Linked DNA regions of Homo sapiens: region 2 is linked to region 1. Evidence: chromatin loops called from intact Hi-C (ENCODE). Cell type or tissue: PC-9. All regions are shown on one strand. Links, peaks and the distances in the headings refer to the core of each region. The heading gives the core; the rest is flanking DNA. Region 1 overlaps CRTC1 (CREB regulated transcription coactivator 1). Region 2 has its middle 5.4 kb from the start of CRTC1.

Region 1 (4,382 bases), core at 87-4,086:
ACACGAAGGTGGCCCCCTCCCTCCTCGCAAGCCCACCCGCCAGTCAGAACGTGAGCTCCCTCAGGAAGGAAGACAGAGGCCTTCGCGGCCGAGGAGACAGTACCCCGCTTGGCTCCATCTACATTTCCCATATCCCTGGCTGCTTTCCAGAGTGCAGGAGGAGGGCAGGCCCTGGCTCCTCCTTCCTGGCCCAGCTTTGAGGCCGGGCGGGCCCTGACACCTGGCCCGCCCTCCCCTGGCAGCTCTCCCTGCCCGCTCCAGACTTCCCCTCCAGCTGGCTCTGTGCCTGTTCCCAAAGGTGAGCCAGGTTGCCAAAAGGAATTCAACAGCAAGGCTCCCGTCCGCCCTCCTGGGCCAACTGGCCTCTCCAGGGGTGGCCGAGAGCTCACTTTGCAGCCAGTGGAAGATTAAAAACTCCCTTGTATTCAGGGCAGACATTAGAGACTGGCAGCCCAAGGGCCAAATCCAGCCCATGGTATGTTTCGTGTGGGCCCACAGTTGTGCATCTGTAATACAGCCACACGCCACATCTTGACGTTTCTGACAACAGCAAACCACATAATCGGCAGTGGCCCCATCAGAGTATAATGCTGTGTCTTACTGCTCCTTTTCTAGGCTTAGACACACAAGTCCTTACCATTGTGCTACAGTTGCCTACTGTTTTTAATTTTTTTTTTCTTTTTTTTGAGACAAAGTCTCACTCTGTCACCCAGGCTGGAGTGCAGTGGTGTGATCTCGGCTCACTGCAACCTTCGCCTCCCAGTCCCAAGCGATTCTCCTACGTCAACCTCCCGAGTAGCTGGGAGTACAGGCGCCCACCACCACGCCTGGCTAATTTTTGTATTTTTAGTAGATACGGGGTTTCACCACATTGGCCAGGCCAATCTCAAACTCCTGCCCTCAGGTGATCCGCCTGCCTCAGCCTCCCAAAGTGCTGGGATTACAGGCGTGAGCCACTGTGCCTGGCCGACGGTATTCAGGACGGTCACCCTGTACAGGTTTGTAGCCTGGGAACAAGGGCCCTACCGTCTGGCCGAGGTGTGCAGAGGCTCTGCCATCCAGGTTTGTGTAAGTTGCCCTGTGATCCTCATGCACAGCCATGAAATCGCCGGACAACGCGTTTTTTCAGAAGTCACCCCCATTGTTAAGTGATGCTTGACTGTACTTAGAATCAACATTGAAAAACCAGGGGAATGCCCGTAGAACACCAGATTTCTGGCTGCTCTTGAAGAATCAGACAGCCCAGTGGCCATGGCCGATGTCTTGCACCTCGAGACGGGCCACAGTGCTCTGGTTTGCCTCAGGCCCCACCCGCCCCTGTCGTCCCACATCCATACCCTCACACGCTCCTGACGTTTGCCCCTACTTTGTACCGAGCCCGACCTCTGCTTCTGACCTGGGCACTGAGCATCTCTCGGCCTGCTGGACGCACGAAGTGGCGGACACTCAGGAGAAGATGAGGGAGTGGCCCAGGGTCGTGACTCTGAGTGTGCTCTGAGCAGGCTTCCCCCACATCCTCCCGTCCAGGCCTCTGTTGATGCCTCCCTGGACGCCAGGGCCTGCAAAGGGCGCTTGCTGCCTGGGGAGCAGTCAACAGCACCAGGCTTCCTCCCACAGTGCGCAGCCAAGCAGAGCTGCCAGGGCATCCGAGGGGAAGTGCAGGCGTGACCGAGCTCGCCCCGGTGAGCAGCTGCCCTGGGCACGGACAAGGCTGTCATCTCCCCTCGGCGCTTGTCGGGTGTGTTCCCATGGGCCCACGCACCCGCCGTCTCATCTGCCGGAACAAGGTTAATCTGGTGCCCAGATCTCCTGGGGTGAGTCAGGCGGCTTCACCCCCGCCTTGACTGCAGGCCAGATGCTCTTCAGAGACTGCTCCTGACCTCACCAGGGCCTCACTTTGAACCGGAGAGGGCGGCTGTTATCGTCGCCATCTCACCAACCAGGGAACCAAGTCTCCAGAGTGGATGGGGGTCAGGCCAGGCTCGCAGGGGTCCTCCTGCCATCGAGGGGCCTGTTGCCTGCCTGGCATGGTGCCCACAATAACCCAGCCAGCCCCAGCTACTGCCATGTTGAACTTGACCTCACCCAGCTTCATCACTGCAGCAGAATCCAAGGATTGGGTTGCTCAGTGCAAGGGCCTTCGGGGCCGGGGTGAGGGAAGGGGTGATGAGGCGGCTCCTGGCAGGACCTCCAGCAGGAATGATGTGTCAGACCCCAGGGCAGAGAGGGGGAAGGATGTTAAGGAGTGACATTCTTTAGTTCAGACAGCCTGATGGGTGGCACTGCAGCTTGGGGAATGCACCAGGTCTGGGGAGGAGGAAGTGGCTGTGGGACATAGGGGATAGCAGGTGCTCAGGTCTGGGGGCCAAGAGAAGCAGCTGCAGGAATGGGCACATTCACTGAAGGAGGGCAAGATCCACGAGGTGGTGGGCAAAACCACAGCATTGGGCAGGGCCTGCTGGCTTGAAGCTAACCACAACCCAAGCCATTTTCAGCCAAAAAAAACCATTTATTGTCTCCTGAAAGTGGGAAGCAGGCTCAGATGCTGCCTCTCCCCTGCAGCCCTTCAGCTGGCTCCTCACCTCGCCACAGGATGCCCCACACACGGCTTCAGACAGCCCTTCCTGGAATTCCATCCAAAGCCCCTGGGAAGGCTCTCATTGGGCCAGCCTGGTTACATGCCCATCTGGGGGCCAATCTTATGCTCCAGAGATGGGGATGTGCTGGTTGGCTGGCTGTGAGACACCCCCTTCCTGGAAGGAAGGAGAACAGACTCTGCAGGACTGTGGGACCCTCGGGTCAGGAATCAGGGCCTTCGGGGGGTGCCCAGGTTTGGCAGTTGGGACATGTCCATGGGCTTCTGTCTGAGCAGTTGAGCTATTCCCATGCAGTGTGACTGTGGGTGTGTAAGCAGCCCTTTCTCAGTGATCAGTCTCACACCTGCTCTCCCTCCCTCCTACTTCCTCTCTAGGAATGAGCACACCTGGCTCCTCTCCACAGCACCGCCCAGCTGGCGTCAGCCCCCTGTCCCTGAGCACAGAGGCAAGGCGTCAGCAGGCATCGCCCACCCTGTCCCCGCTGTCACCCATCACTCAGGTGCGAGGGCAAGGTGGGGGGCAGGTGGGAGGGGGAAAGGGAAAGGTGGAGGCCTGGCTCTACCTCTTAGAAGGCCTCCTGTTCCTTCCAGGAGGCCACAAAACCTTGAGAATGCTCCCAACACTTTTAGTTTTTATTATCAAATTTTCAAGCCGGGTGCCGTAGCTCATGCCTGTAATCCCAGCACTTTGGGAGGCTGAGGCGGGTGGATCAGTTGAGGTCAGGAGTTCGAGACCAGCCTGGCCAACATGGTGAAACCTCGTCTCTACAAAAAATACAAAAATTAGCTGGGCATGGTGGTGTGCGCCTGTGGTCCCAGCTACTAGGGAGGCTAAGATGAGAGGATCACTTGAGCCCAGGGGGTGGAGGCTGCAGTGAGCCATGATCACACCACTGCACTCTACCCTGGGAGACAGAGTGAGACTCTGTTTCAAAAAAAAAGAAAAAACTCAAGAGGTTAGCTTTTGATTTTTCAATTTGCTGTATTTGCTTGTCTACTTTTTTGGGTAGTTTGTATGTGTCTAGGAATTTGTCCATTTCGTCTTTGCTATCCAACTTGATGGCAGAAAATTTTTCATAATACTCTTTTGTAATCCTTTTTTTTTTTTTTTAAGACGAAGTTTTGCTCTGTAGCCCAGGCTGGAGTGCAGTGGCATGATCTCGGCTCACGGCAACCTTGCTTCCTGGGTTCAAGCCATTCACCTGCCTCAGCCTTCCAAGTAGCTGGGACTACAGGCATGTGCTACCATGCCTGGCTAATTTTTTTTTTTTTTTTTTTTTTGGTATTTTTAGTAGAGATGGGGTTTCACCATGCTGGCCAGGCTGGTCTCGAACTCCTGACTTCAAGTGATCTGCCTCCTTTGGCCTCCAAAAGTGCTGGGATTACAGATGTGAGCCACCGCGCCTGACCGTAATCCCTTTTTTAAAAAAATTTTTGAGACAGAGTCTCGCTCTGTCACCCAGGGTGGAGTGCAGTGGCGTGATCTTGGTTCATTGCAACTCTGCCTCCCAATTTCAAGCAATTCTTGTGCCTCAGCCACCTGAGTAGCTGGGATTACAGGTGACCGCCACCACGCCTGGCTAATTAAAAAAAATAATAATAGAGATGGGGTTTTGCCATGTTGGCCAGGCTGGTCTCGAACTCCTGGCCTCAGGCAATCTGCCCACCTCGGCCTCCCAAAGTGCTGGGACTATAGGCGTGAGCCACCACACCCAGCCTTGTAATCCTTTTTATTTACGTAAAGTTGGTAGCAAAGTTCCCATTTTCATTTTCTGATTTTAGTAAT
Region 2 (4,382 bases), core at 76-4,075, 86 kb before region 1:
AGCATGCCCAAGTCTCTCTATGTTGCCCAGGCTGGTTTCAAACTCCTGAGCTCAAGCAGTCCTCCTGCCTCTGCCTCCCAAAGTGCTGAGAATATAGGCACAAGCCAATGCATCCAGCCAACCAACCAGTTTTCCAACACGCACTTCAGCTATCTATCCCTCAGCACAAGTGGCTGGGTCCCTAGACTTGAACCATGGGTCCCCCGCCTGCCCAGTTCCAGCCTCTCACTACCCTCCTTGGCGGCCCACCCCGTCCCACCCTCCATCCACCACTAAAGCCTGGGTGGGAGGACGAGGGGCCTGGGTCCTCCTGTAACCTTATCGTAAGGAGGGGCATCGCTGGCTTCTCTTGGGTCCTTTCCCTCTCTCTTCATGATCAGACCCAGCTTTTGCTTTGCCCTTTAAAAACTCTGTACGATGAGAGCCTCTTTTGGAAGTCAAAGACAGACCAGGGATTGTTTTCCTCTTTGCCTCTCAGCTCCAATGGCCCTAATTCACCTCCACACGACGTGGGTACCCCAAATCGACTAAGATCCCATATAAGGAAGAGCTGAGAAGCAAAGCATGAAAACTAACATGGCGAAGTAGCGTTTTGCTTTCCTAACAGTTGCTGAGTGCTTGGATGAAGCAGGCACTGAGCTAAGTGCTTTCCATGTGTTATCTGTTTCATCTTTCCAAGAGCCTGCTATGAGGAGCACCACTGTCCACATTTAGCAGAGGAGGGCAGTGCGGCTCAGAGAGGTGAAGACAGTTTTCCATTGTCACACAGCTTGACAACTGATAAGTGTTGGACCACACAGAAATGCTCAAGAGTTTCTTGATCTCCCGGGTCAAGCAATTCTCCTTCCTCAGCCTCCCAGGTAGCTGGGTTTACAGGCGTGCACCACCACGCCTAGTTAATGTTTTTTTTGCATTTTTAGTAGAGACGGTGTTTCACCATGTTGGCCAGGCTGGTCTCAAACTCCTGACCTCAGGTGATCCGCCCACCTCAGTCCCCCAAAGTGCTGACATTACAGGTGTGGAGGTGGAGGTTGCAGTGAGCCGAGTTCGCGCCACTGCACTCCAGCCTGGGTGACAGAGCAAGACTCTGTCTTAAAAACGCACAAACGAATGAACAAAAACACATAAGAAATCACGTGTGTCTGTGCCCTTTCCACATTCCACAGGCACACAGGGAACTCTGGCCTGGCCCTGGCCTCTTTGGGAAAGGCGAACATAATCTCAGCTCAATCTACAAGGGATCAGATGAGACCGCACAAACAGCTGCCTTCAGAGAATGGGATGTTTCTGGGTCATGGGAAGAGACGCTGGAGGTCCACTTCAGCTAGACCCTTCAGGAGGGTCTCTCAGAGCAGAGGCCTGCAAGTCGAGAAGGAGCCAGCCACGAAAGCATCTTGGAGGAGCGCAATCCAGGCAGAGGGAACAGCGAAGAGGCCCGTGTGGCTGGAGCGAGAGCCGAGCCGAGCATAAGCATGTGGAGCCGCCAGGAGGAGGGTATTTTTTTTTTATTTGAGATGGAGTCTCACTCTGTCTCCCAGGCTGGAGTGCAATGGTGCGATCTCGGCTCACTGCAACCTCCACCTCCCGGGTTCAAGCGATTCTCCTGCCTCAGCCTCCCGAGTAGCTGGGATTACAGGCACCCACCATCATGCCTAGCTAATTTTCATTTTTTTTTTTTTTTAAGAGACGGGGTTTCACCATGTTGGCCAGGCTGGTCTTGAACTCCTGACCTCAGGTGACCCACCTGCCTCTGCCTCCCAAAGTGCTGGGATTACAGGCATGAGCCACTGCGCCAAGCCTTTAGATTTTTTTTTTTTTTAAGTGCGATGGGAGTGTGGGATCTGCCCTGCTTTGCAAAGCCCGCAGGGCTGCTGTGAGGAGCAGTGTTGGACCACACTGGGTGACAGCAAGTTCCTTTGATGAAGGAAGAAAGTGAAAACCTCAGGGTTGGTTTCTGCCCGGGTCACTGGACACTGAAGCCTCGCCCTTCTCAGGGCTGGGGGTCAGTGGAGCAAGAAGCGGGGCTTGGGCTGCTGTCTGGCCATTGCACAATGAGCGGGCTGGCTGCTTCCTCTGACTCATCACCAGGGTTTAGGATGGATCAAGTTTCATGCCAGGCGGGCCGCGGGGTGAATGGGGGTGAGTAGGAAGAGCAGCAGACTTACTTCTGCACATGCCCAGGATGGCTCCTTGCTGTAACCCCTGCTAGTCCCCAAAATCTTTTCTCTTCCATCTTCCTGTGTCTGGAAACTGGCTTAGTGCAGATATATGTAAGTGATCAGGGTAAGTGGCATTTATGGAGCACCTCTTAGTGAGACACATATTAACATATGTTAACATACTAACATATTAACGTATGTTGACACATACGAATTTCATTTAAAGCCTACAGGGCCAGGTGCAGTGGCTCACGCCTATAATCCTAGCACTTTGCGAAGCCGAGCCAGGAGGATCACTTGAGGTCAGGAGTTCGAAAGCAACCTGGCCAACATGGCAAAACCCCGTCTCTACTAAAAATACAAAAATTAGCCGGGTGTGGTGGCCTACACCTGTAGTCACAGCTACTCAGGAGGCTGAGGCAGGAAAATCGCTTGAGCCTAGGAGGTGAAGGCTGCAGTGAGCCGAGATCTCACCACTGCACGCCAGCCTAGGAGACAGAGCGAAACTCCATCTCAAAAAAAAGAAAAAATTAGCTAGGCGTCGTGGTACACCCCTGTAATCTCAGCTACTCGGGAGGCTGAAGTAGGAGGAGAATTGCTTGAACCAGGGAGGCGGAGGTTGGAAGTTGCAGTGAACAGAGATCGCAACACTGTACTCCAGCTTGGGTAACAGAGCGAAACTGTGTCTCAAAAAAGAAAAAAAAAAAAAGATACATGTAATTGATTAGGGTAAGTGGCATCAATTACGGAGCACTTCTTAGAAGTAAGGCAGTTGACACTTATTAACTTCATTTATTTTATTTATTTATTTATGTATTTTTTTGAGATGGAGTTTCACTTTTGTTGCCCAGGCTGGAGTGCAATGGCGCAATCTTGGCTCACTGCAACCTCCACCTCCTAGGTTCAAGCGATTCTCTTGCCTCAGCCTCCCGAGTAGCTGAGATTACAGGCATGTGCCACCACGCCCGGCTAATATTGTATTTTTAGTAGAGACGGGGTTTCTCCATGTTGGTCAGGCTGGTCTCAAACTCCTGACCTCAGGTGAGCCGCCCGCCTCAGCCTCCCAAAGTGCTGGGATTACAGGCGTGAGCCACCACGCCTGGCTAACTTCATTTAAAGCCTACAAAACTCAGTGTGTGAAAGCAGCTGAGGTCGGCTGTGAGGCCTGAGTTTTGGTGCATAAGTTGCTAGGGCAGCTGCTGTCCCTGCTCTCTGTCTTTATTTCTTCTCTGACCTCACAGGATGCTGTCAAGAACTAGAAGCCGGTCAGGCGTGGTGGCTCACGCCTATAACCCCAGCACTTTGGGATGCCAAGGTGGGAGTATCATCTGAGGTCAGGAGTTCGAGACCAGCCTGGCCAACATGGTGAAACCCCATCTCTACTAAAAATACAAAAATTAGCTGGGCGTAGTGGCGCACGCTTGTAGTCCCAGGTACTCTGGAGGCTGATGCAGGAGAATCACTTGAACCTGGGAGGCGGAGGTTGCAGTGAGCCAAGATCGTACCACTGCACTCTAGCCTGGGAGACCTAGCGAGACTCTGTTTAAAAAAAAAAAAAAAAAAAAAAAGAACTAGAAGCCACATATGTAGCGGGCCCAGTCTCGCATTGGACTCACAGAAGCTGCAGTCTCAGTCAGAACCAGGAACAGAAAAAGGACTTGAAATAGATTTAGGCAGGCCAGGCACGGTGGTGCACACATGTAATCTCAGCACTTTGGGAGGCTGAGGGGGGCGGATCACTTGAGCCCAGGAGTTTGAGACCAGCCTGAGCAACAGGATGAATCCTGTCTCTACAAAAACCACAAAACATTAGCCAGGCATGATGATGCACACCTGTAGTCCCAGCTACCTGGAAGGCTGAGGTGGGGGGATCACCTGAGCCTAAGGGTTGGGGCTTCAGTGAGCATGATCATGCCACTGCACTCCAGCCTGGGCAACAAAGTGAGACCCTGTCTGAAAAAACAAACAAACAAACAAACAAGAAAACAAATAGACAAGCACAAAAGGGAATAAATTTTTGGCCTACATAACTTAAAAGGCAGGTGAGTCTAGCTTCAGGAATGGCTGGATCCAGAAGCTCAGGCTGGAGTACAGTAATGTGATCTCGGCTCACTGCAACCTCTGCCTCCTGGATTCAAGCTGTTCTCCTGCCTCAGCCTCCCAAGTAGCTGGGATTAGAGGCATGTGCCACCATGCCCAGCTAATTTTGTATTTTTAGTAGAG

The links. Peaks named below come from ENCODE experiments on the same cell type or tissue, not always from the same donor. Only the 100,000 strongest peaks of a DNase experiment are listed, where the experiment ranks them.
Region 2: a loop joins it to region 1, with 8 times the contacts of the local background. A loop is called at or near these places in 4 of 110 quality-filtered maps.

Annotation. Positions count from the first base shown.
Region 1 is chr19:18,762,433-18,766,814 of GRCh38, forward strand. It overlaps CRTC1 (CREB regulated transcription coactivator 1), which reads left to right. Exons shown (of 14, transcript NM_015321.3): 9 at 2,972-3,096. Among named protein-coding and RNA genes, the nearest start is that of COMP, 27 kb to the right of the region's middle. In PC-9, for the core only: no CTCF peak of the experiment used is centred there; DNase peaks (open chromatin) are centred at 269, 1,819 and 2,209; H3K27ac peaks cover 1,532 bases.
Region 2 is chr19:18,676,122-18,680,503 of GRCh38, forward strand. No RefSeq gene overlaps it. Among named protein-coding and RNA genes, the nearest start is that of CRTC1, 5.4 kb to the right of the region's middle. In PC-9, for the core only: no CTCF peak of the experiment used is centred there; a DNase peak (open chromatin) is centred at 1,990; H3K27ac peaks cover 879 bases.